Regions from separate parts of the Homo sapiens genome. Here region 1 is linked to region 2. A link is a loop called in an ENCODE intact Hi-C map of the cell type or tissue named here. Cell type or tissue: right lobe of liver. All regions are shown on one strand. Links, peaks and the distances in the headings refer to the core of each region. The heading gives the core; the rest is flanking DNA. Region 1 overlaps LOC107985161 (a long non-coding RNA gene). Region 2 overlaps ROCK1 (Rho associated coiled-coil containing protein kinase 1).

Region 1 (4,402 bases), core at 254-4,253, 61 kb after region 2:
TTATGTGTCTGTTTTTAATGCCAGCACCATGCTGATTTGGTTACTATAGACTTGTAGTATATTTTTAAGTCAGGTAATATGATGCCTCCAGCTTTATTCTTTTTACTTAGTATTGCTTTGGCTATTTGGGCTCCATACAAATTTTAGGATTGTTGTTTCTATTTCTGTGAAGAATATCATTGGTATTTTGATGGTGATTACATTGAATTGTAAATTGCTTTGGGTAATATGATTATTTTAACAATATTAATTCTCCCATTCCATGAGCATGTGTCCTTTTTAATTGTTTTCATTAGTGTTCTATAATTTTCATTGTAGAGGTCTTTAACCTCCTTGGTTAAATTTATTCCTAGCTACTTAATTTTTGTTTCAGCTATTGTAAATGGGGCTGCCTTCTTGATTTCTTTTATAGCTAGTTCATTATTGGTGTATAGAAATGCTACTGATTCTTGGCGAGGCACGGTGGCTCACGCCTGTAATCCCAGCACTTTGAGAGGCCGAGGAGGGTGGATCACCTGAGGTCAGGAGTTCAAGACCAGCGTGGCAACCATGGCAAAACCCCGTCTCAACTAAAAATACAAAAATTAGCTGGGCGTGGTGCCGCGTGTCTGTAATCCCAGCTACTCAGGAGGCTGAGGCAGTAGAATCACTTGAACCCAGGAAGCAGAGGTTGCAGTGAGCTGAGATTGGGCCACTGCACTCCAGCCTGGGTGACAGAGTGAGACTCTGTCTCAAAAAAAAAAAAAAAGAAAAGAAATGCTACTGATTCTAGTGTGCTGATTTTGTATTCTGCAACTGTACTGAATTTGTTCATCAGCTCAAAAGAGTTTTTGGTGGAGTCTTTGGATTTTTCTATATATAAGATCATGTTTTCTGCAAAGAGGCAATTTGACTTCCTCTTTTCCAATTTGGTTGACTTTTATTTCTTTCTCTTGCTTGATTACTCTGGCAAGGACTTAAAATACTATGTTGAATAAATGTAGTGAAAGTGGACATTTTTGTCTTGTTTCAGTTCTTGATGGAAAGGCTTTCAGCTTTTTCCCATTCAGCACGATGTTAGCTGTGAGTTTGTCATATATGACCTTTATTATTTTGAGGTATGTTCTTTCTATGCCTAATTTGTTGAGAGTTTTTATCATGAAGGGATGTTGAATTTTATCAAGGCCTTTTCTGTGTCTACTGAGATGATCATATGGCTTTTGTCCTTCATTCTTTTGATGTGATGTATCACAGTTATTGATTTGCATATGTATTGATAATGCATTGATTTGCATATCATCCTTGCATCCCTGGGATAAATCTCACTCAATCCTGGTGTATCATCTTTTTAATGTGTTGTTGGATTTGGTTTGCTAGTATTTTGTTGAGGGTGTTTGCATCTACGTTCATCAGGAATATTGGCTTGTAGTTTTTTGTTATTGTGTCCCTGTCTGGTTTTAGTGCCTGGGTAATGCTGGTCTTGTGAATGAGTTAGGAAGAGAACTACCTCCTCTTCAAGTTTTTGGAATACTTTGAGAAAAATTGTTGTTAATTTTTTATAACTTTGGTAAAATTTTCATAACTTTGGTAGACTTTTTATTACTAATTCAATCTTGTTACTTGTTATTGGATTTTTCAGGTTTTCTATTTCTTCCTGGTTGAATCTTGATAGGTTGTATGTGTTCAGGAATTTATTCATTTCCCATCGATTTTCCAATTTATTACCATATAGTTATTCATAATAGTTTAATGATCCTTTGTATTTTTGTGGTATCAGTTATAATGCCTCCTTTTTTGTTTCTGATTTTATTTATTTGGAAATTCTTTCTTGTCTTGGTTAGTCTAGCTAACAGCTTATCGATTTTACTTATTTTTTCAAAAAAACAACTTTTAATTTCATTGATCCTTTGTATTGGTTTTTAGTCTCTATGTGGTTTAGTTTTTCTCTGATCTTTATTATTTCTTTCCTTCTTATAATTTGGGGTTTGGTTTGTTCTTGCTTTTCTAGCCCCTTGAGGTGCATTGTTGGTTGTTTATGTGAAACCTTTTTACTTTTTTGATGTAGGTATTTATTGCTGCCTACATCAAAAAGGTATTTATTGTTACCTGTTCTTAGTGCTACTTTTAATGTATCCCATAGGCTTTGGTATGTTGTGTTTCCATTTTCATTTGTTTCAAGAAATTTTTTGACTTCTGTTCAGGAACATGTCATTTAATTTCCATTATTTGTACACTTTTCAAAGGTCAGCTTTTAATTGGTTTCTATTTTTATTCCATTGTGATCTGAGAAGATGCTTGATATGATTGCTGTGATTTTGATTTTAAAAATTTGTTGAGACTTGTTTTGCGGCCTAAAATATGCTTTATCTTGGAAAATGTTCCATGTGCTGATGAGAAGAAGGTTCTGCAGCTATAGGATAAAATGTTCTCTAAATGTCTGTTAGGTCCATTTGGTCTAAAGTCCAGTTTAAATCCAATCTTTCTTTCTTGACTTTCTTTCCCATCTCGGCTTCCCAAAGTGCTGGGATTACAGGCGTGAGCCACTGCACCTGGCCTCTTTCAGCACTTTGAGTATATCATCCCATTCTCTCTTAGCCTGTAAGGTTTTTGCTTAGAAATCCAGTTAGTCTAATAAGGATTCCCTTATATGTAACTTGATGCTTTTCTCTTGCTCTTTTTAGAATCCTTTCTTTGTCTTTGACTTTTGACAGTTTGACTATAATATGCCTTAGAGAAGACCTTTGGGGATTGAATCTATCTGGAGATATTTGAGCTTTCTGTATCTAGATGTCTAGATCTCTTGCTTGACTTGGGAAGTTTCAGCTATTATTTCATTAAATGGGTTTTCTATGACTTTGCCTATCTCTTCTCTTTTTGGAACCTCCAAAATTAAAATATTTGGTCACTTTATAATGTCTCGTATGTGATGTCATGTAGGCTTTCTTCATTTCTTCTTCTTCTTGACTAGGTTATTTAAAAAAAAAAACTGTCTTCAAGGTTAGAAATTCTTTAAATTTTTCTGCATAATCTAATCTATTGTTGAAGCACTTAGTTGTATTTTTTATTTCATTCATTAAACTCTTTAGTTCCAAGATTTCTGTTTGGTTCTTTTTCATGATATCCATTTATTTGTTCAATCTCTCATTTAGATCATTAATTGTTTACTTCATTTCTTTGTATTGTTTATCTATGTTCTCTTGTATCTCAATGTTTCTTTAATATCATTATTTTGAATTCTTTTTCAAGTATTTTATAAATTTCCTTTTCGTTGGGATTACTAGAGAATTTTTGTTCTTTCTTTTTTTTGACAGAGTCTCATTCTGTCACCCAGGCTGGAGTACAGTGGCACGATTTCAGCTCACTGCAACCTCTGCCTCCAGGGTTCAAGCAATTCTCATGCCTCAGCCTCCCGAGTAGCTGGGATTACAGGTGCTCACCACGACGCCTGGCTAATTTTTGTATTTTTAGTAGAGGCATAGTTTCGCCATATTGCCCAGGCTGACCTCAAACTCCTGGCCTCAAGTGATCCACCCACTTTGGCCTCCCAAAGTGCTGGGATTCGGGTGTGAGCCATTGTGCCCTGGAGTTCCTTCTCTTTGCAGCCCCAGTACTTTTCTTTGTAAACTCTACAATCCTGGCCTCCTGAGACTCTCAGATCAGAGAGTCTCCTCCACTCAGGAAGACCAATGGGCTCTGTCTGACTAAGTTCCCTCATCCTGAGCCATGGCTAGGAAACTCTCTCTAGGTGGTCTTGAACTCCTGGGCTCAAGTGATCTTCCCACCTTGGCTTCCCAAAGTGCTGGGATTATAGGCCACCATTCCTGGCTGAGAATTATTGTTTTCCTCGGGAGGGGTCACATTTCCTTGCTTTTTCATGTTTCTTTTGTCCTTACATTGATATCTGCACATCTGGTGTAACAGTTTCTTCTTTCAATTTTATCGATTTTCTTTTATAAGAAAAAACTTTTTCCTACAGATGTATCTATAATGTTGGTTGGGTAGGGTGCTTTGGCTTTGATTCTTGGTGGGTGCGGTAGTATAGCTTCCATATGATTTCTATGGCTATGATCAGTGTCAGTGGCATCTTTGAGTTCCTCAGTGATTCGGGCTGTGGTTAATAAAGGCTGTGGTAACGCTTTGCTGAAGATGGGGATGCCAGGTGGTCTAGTCCTCAGGTATCAGTGGTAGTGTCAGTGGCCCAAGCATCACAGCTGGCTGGCATACGTGGGCACTAGTAGTGGCAGTCATGGGTGGGCCAGTCCTTGGGGTTCCACGCAGCTTGCTTTGGTGACAATGGTGGCAGTGGTGGGGTAGGCAGGTGGATGGATCCTCAGGCTACTGGGTAGTATGCATGGCATCAGTCATGGCAGCAGTGATGGCAGGCTAACCCTCAGGCCCCTGAGAAGTACGCGTGGTGTGCCAA
Region 2 (4,402 bases), core at 267-4,266:
TAAGATATATAATAGCCAGGAATGGTGGCTCATGCCTGTAATCCCAGCACTCTGGGAGGCCGAGGTGGGTGGATCACGAGGTCAGGAGTTCAAGACCAGCCTGGCCAACATGGTGAAACCCCGTCTCTACTAAAAATACAAAAATGAGCTAGGTGTGGTGGCACGCACCTGTAGTCCCAGCTACTCGGGAGGCAGAGACAGGAGAATCACTTGAACCCAGGAGGCAGAGGTTGCAGTGAGTCAAGATCATGCCACTGCACTCCAGCCTGGGTGACAGAGCGAGATTCCATCTCAAAAATTAAATAACTATGTACATATATCACAAAATATGTGCTAGTTGAATCTTTACATTAGTAAGGCTGTTAATTGTTAAATCTGGGGCTGGGCAGAGTGGCTCACACCTGTAATCCCAGTACTTTGGGAGGCCGAGGCGAGTGGATCACTTGAGCCCATGAGTTTGAGACCAGGCTGGCCTACGTGGTGAAACCCGTCTCTACTACAAACACAAAAATTAGCCCAGCGTGGTGTCGTATGCCTATAATCCCAGCTACTCTGAAGACTGAAGCCCAAGGATCAGTTGAACCGGGGGTGGGCGGTGGGGCAAAGGTTGCAGTGAGCCGAGATCATGCCACTGCACTCCAGCCTGGGCAACAGAGCGAGACGCTGTCTCAAAAAATAAATAAAATAAAAAACTGTTAAATTTGGGGAGGAGTCAAAGTTACATGCAGATTTTCAATTATTAGGGGAGTCAGCACCTCTAACCACCATGCTGTTCAGGGACCAATTGTAAAACTATTATTTTATAGCCTCTTCACATTAAAATAATGTCTTCATAAATTACTAAACAGCCAATCCCTTCCTTTTGACAGGTGAAGGAACAAGGTATTGGAGAGTTACAATGATGATTAAGGGAATCTCTTTATTTGGCTTCTGTATAAAATTTGATTTTCCCTTCCCCACTAAAAAAATTGGATCAACCAAACAAAATAAAACAAAACCGGCCAGGCACTGCTTGTAATCCCAGCACTTTGGAAAGCCAAGGTGGGAGGATTGCTTGAGCCCAGGAGTTCAAGACCAGGCTGGGCAACATCGTTAAGACTTCATCTGTACTAAAATGCAACAAAGTTAGCCAGCTGTGATGGCACAGGTCTGTAGTCCCAGCTACTCGGGAGGCTGAGGTGGGAGGACTGCTTCAGCCTGGGAGGTCAAGGCTGCAGTGAGCCATGATCGCACCACTGCACTCCAGCCTGGGTAAGCAAGACCTCATCTTTAAAAAAAAAAAAAAAAAAAAAAAACCAACACAACTTCTTTTTAGCAAGTGTCAGAAAATGCTCATCCTCTTCATATAGCCTGGCATTTTTTAAACCACATTTTTTAAAAGATAAAATAATTTATTAAATGGGAAACAAGACTTTTTCTTCAATTCTCATATGGTGGAGCTGTGATGAATCACAAGAATCTGTATTTGGTTCTAATGTGACTGGATCCATCAACAGGCATTTGGTAATCCTCACTATGACATATCATCAAGGCAATGCAGCACACAGGTATCCCTCTCTTAAAGGTCCAAGTGTATCTCAGTTGGTGGTCTTAAGTTGAGGTTTGGCAAACGGCTGGCAATATTTATTTTAATGTCAGATAATTTAATAATGGTAAATGAACTCCAATTTCCACCCCTCCTTCATGCAACCGTAATGTATCTTGGTATAAGCTGGCTCTTCCCCAGTTCCAAGACTGGAGCACATGATGCAGACCTATGCTCATCAGCACACCATTATTTTGACTGAGATTGATTCAGATATGGGTACATTATATCTAAATTGGTCAGATCAATTAGAGATTCTATTTGAAGGTAAGAAGAAAAGACTTTTTCCACTGTACCTGAACAAATAGTCTTAGAAGCTACTGGCACTCGTCTTGTAATCACAAGTTCTCTGGTGGACAACACCAAAGAAGCCGATCTGGAAAACCAGCTGCAGTCACATCATTTGCAAAACCTTTGGGGCCAGGCCAAATAAGCACAGGGCACGTTGTGAGAGACCAAGGTACAGCCACTTATCACCAGGTTACTCTATTGTTTTTGTGAAGTTTCAAATGCTGCTTTCTAAATTATCTCATTTAGTCCTCCTCAGTACCCCATGAAATAAATTATTGTTAATTCAATTTTACAGATTGAGAAAACTGCACTTTAGAAGAGTGTATATGACTTCTCTAAGGACAAAGAGGAAAGAAAGGGTAGCATAATGTACACCTACGGCACTGTCTGCCCTGCCCTACTGCCCTCATTTTCCTGCAAACTGCCTCCCCATTCTCAAAGTTCTCATGTGACCCTACCCGCCTGATCACAATTAATTAGTCAAGGAGCCAGGCACGATGGCTTACATCTGTAATCCCAGCACTCTGGGAGGCCGAGGCAGGCAGATCAAGACTTGGTTAGGAGATTGAAACCATCCTGGCTAATATGGTGAAACCCCATCTCTACTAAAAATACAAAAAATTAGCCAGGTGTGGTGGTGTGCACCTGTAGTCCCAGCTACTCGGGAGGCTGAGGCAGGAGGATCGCTTGAACCTGGGAGGTGGAGGTTGCAGTGAGCCGAGATCATGCCACTGCACTCCAGCTTGGGTGACAGAGCAAGACTCAATCTCAAAAAAAAAAAAAAAATTAGTCAAGGAGTGGGCACCTGGCAACTGACCTAAATGTAACTAATGAATCTTTTCCTCCAGAGCTCTATACTCAAGACTCAAAGATCTGAAGTCAATGGTCAAAGCTGAAGCTGTTAGATATAAAGTTCCAGTGCTGTAGGCAGCCATATTTTCCACATGTGACTAAAACCAGTCTACAATCTGAGAGAATGATGCCAACACAAAGAAAAACGTAAGAGAACACAGAGAATGAGCCTTGCTTGCATTTAAGCCCAAATTCTAGTTTTTACTGAAGTTCAACTTAATCTTTACCTTTAATGAGACTAGGTTTTCCTGAATCCAAAATTCTTTTTTAAAGAATCAACAAAGTGAGGAGGCAACCTAAAGAATGGGAGAAAATATGTGCAAACAAGGGATTAATAACTAGAATATATAAGGAGCTCAAACAACTCAGGAGAAAAAAAGTCTAATAATCCAATTTTTAAATGGGCAAAGGATCTGAATAGACATTTCTCCAAAGAAGACGTCTATCATGCCTATAATCCCAGCACTTTGGGAGGAGGATCATTAAGCCGAGGAGTTTGAGACCAGCCTGGGCAACATGGCAAAACCCTGTCTCTACAAAAAAAGAAAAAAAAATACAAACATTGGCCGGGCATGGTGGCACGCACCTGTAGTCCCAGCTACTCAAGAGGCTGAGGTGAGAGAATCATCTGAGCCAGAGAGGTCAATGCTGCAGTAAGCCATGACCCCACCACTGAACTCCAGCCTGGGCAACAAAATGAGATCCTGTCTCAAAAAAAAAAAAAGATGGCCAGGCGCGGTGGCTCACACCTGTAATCCCAGCACTTTGGGAGGCCAAGGTGGGCAGATCACCTGAGGTCTGGAGTTCGAGACCAGCCTGACCAACATGAAGAAACCCCATCTCTACTAAAAACACCAAAAAAATTAGCCAGGTGTGGTGGTGCATGGCTGTAATCCCAGCTACTCGGGAAGCTGAAGCAGGAGAATCGCTTGAACCTGGGAGGCAAAGGTTGCGGTGAGCCAAGACTGCGCCATTGCACTCCAGCCTGGGCAACAAGAGGGAAACTCTGTCTCAAAAAAAAAAAAAAAAAAAAAGACATACAAATGGCAAACAAGTATATGAAAAGGTACTCAGCACCACTGATCATCAGAGAAATGCAAATCAAAACTACAATGTGGTATCATTTCACCCCAGTTAAAGTAGCTTTTTTTTTTAATCCAAGAGGCAATAATGAATACAACTGAGGATGTGGAGAAACGGGAACTCTCCTACAATGTTAACGGGAATGTAAATTAGTACAACCACTATGGAGAACAGTTTGGCGGTTCTTCAAAGAACTAATCAAACTACCCATAGAATCCAGCAATCCCACTTCTAGGTACATATGCAAAAGAAAAGAAATCAGTATAGCGAAGAGATATCTGCACTCCCATGTTTATCATACCACTATTCACAACACCCAAGATATGGAAGCAACCTAAGTGTCCATGATCAATGGACAAAGAAAATACGGTACATATACACAATGGGATATTATTCAACCATAAAAAAGAATAAAATCCTATCATTTGCACAACATAGATAGAACTCAAGGTCATTACATTAAGTGAAATAAGCCAGACACAGAAAGATAAATCTCACATGTTCCCATTCATTTGTGGGATCTAAAACTCAAAACAATTCAACTCATGGAGACAGAGATAGGAAGGGTAGTAGGGGAGAAAGGGACTGGGG

The links. Hi-C counts contacts between places; a loop is a spot of excess contacts. Peaks named below come from ENCODE experiments on the same cell type or tissue, not always from the same donor. Only the 100,000 strongest peaks of a DNase experiment are listed, where the experiment ranks them.
Region 1: it touches region 2 in a loop (7-fold over the local background); 1 of 110 quality-filtered maps calls a loop at or near these places.

The regions. Positions count from the first base shown.
Region 1 is chr18:21,152,649-21,157,050 of GRCh38, forward strand. The region is part of intron 2 of LOC107985161 (a long non-coding RNA gene); the gene reads right to left. Among named protein-coding and RNA genes, the nearest start is that of ROCK1, 43 kb to the left of the region's middle. In right lobe of liver, for the core only: no CTCF peak of the experiment used is centred there; no DNase peak of the experiment used is centred there.
Region 2 is chr18:21,091,310-21,095,711 of GRCh38, forward strand. All of the region lies in intron 1 of ROCK1 (Rho associated coiled-coil containing protein kinase 1), which reads right to left. Among named protein-coding and RNA genes, the nearest start is that of ROCK1, 18 kb to the right of the region's middle. In right lobe of liver, for the core only: no CTCF peak of the experiment used is centred there; a DNase peak (open chromatin) is centred at 2,002.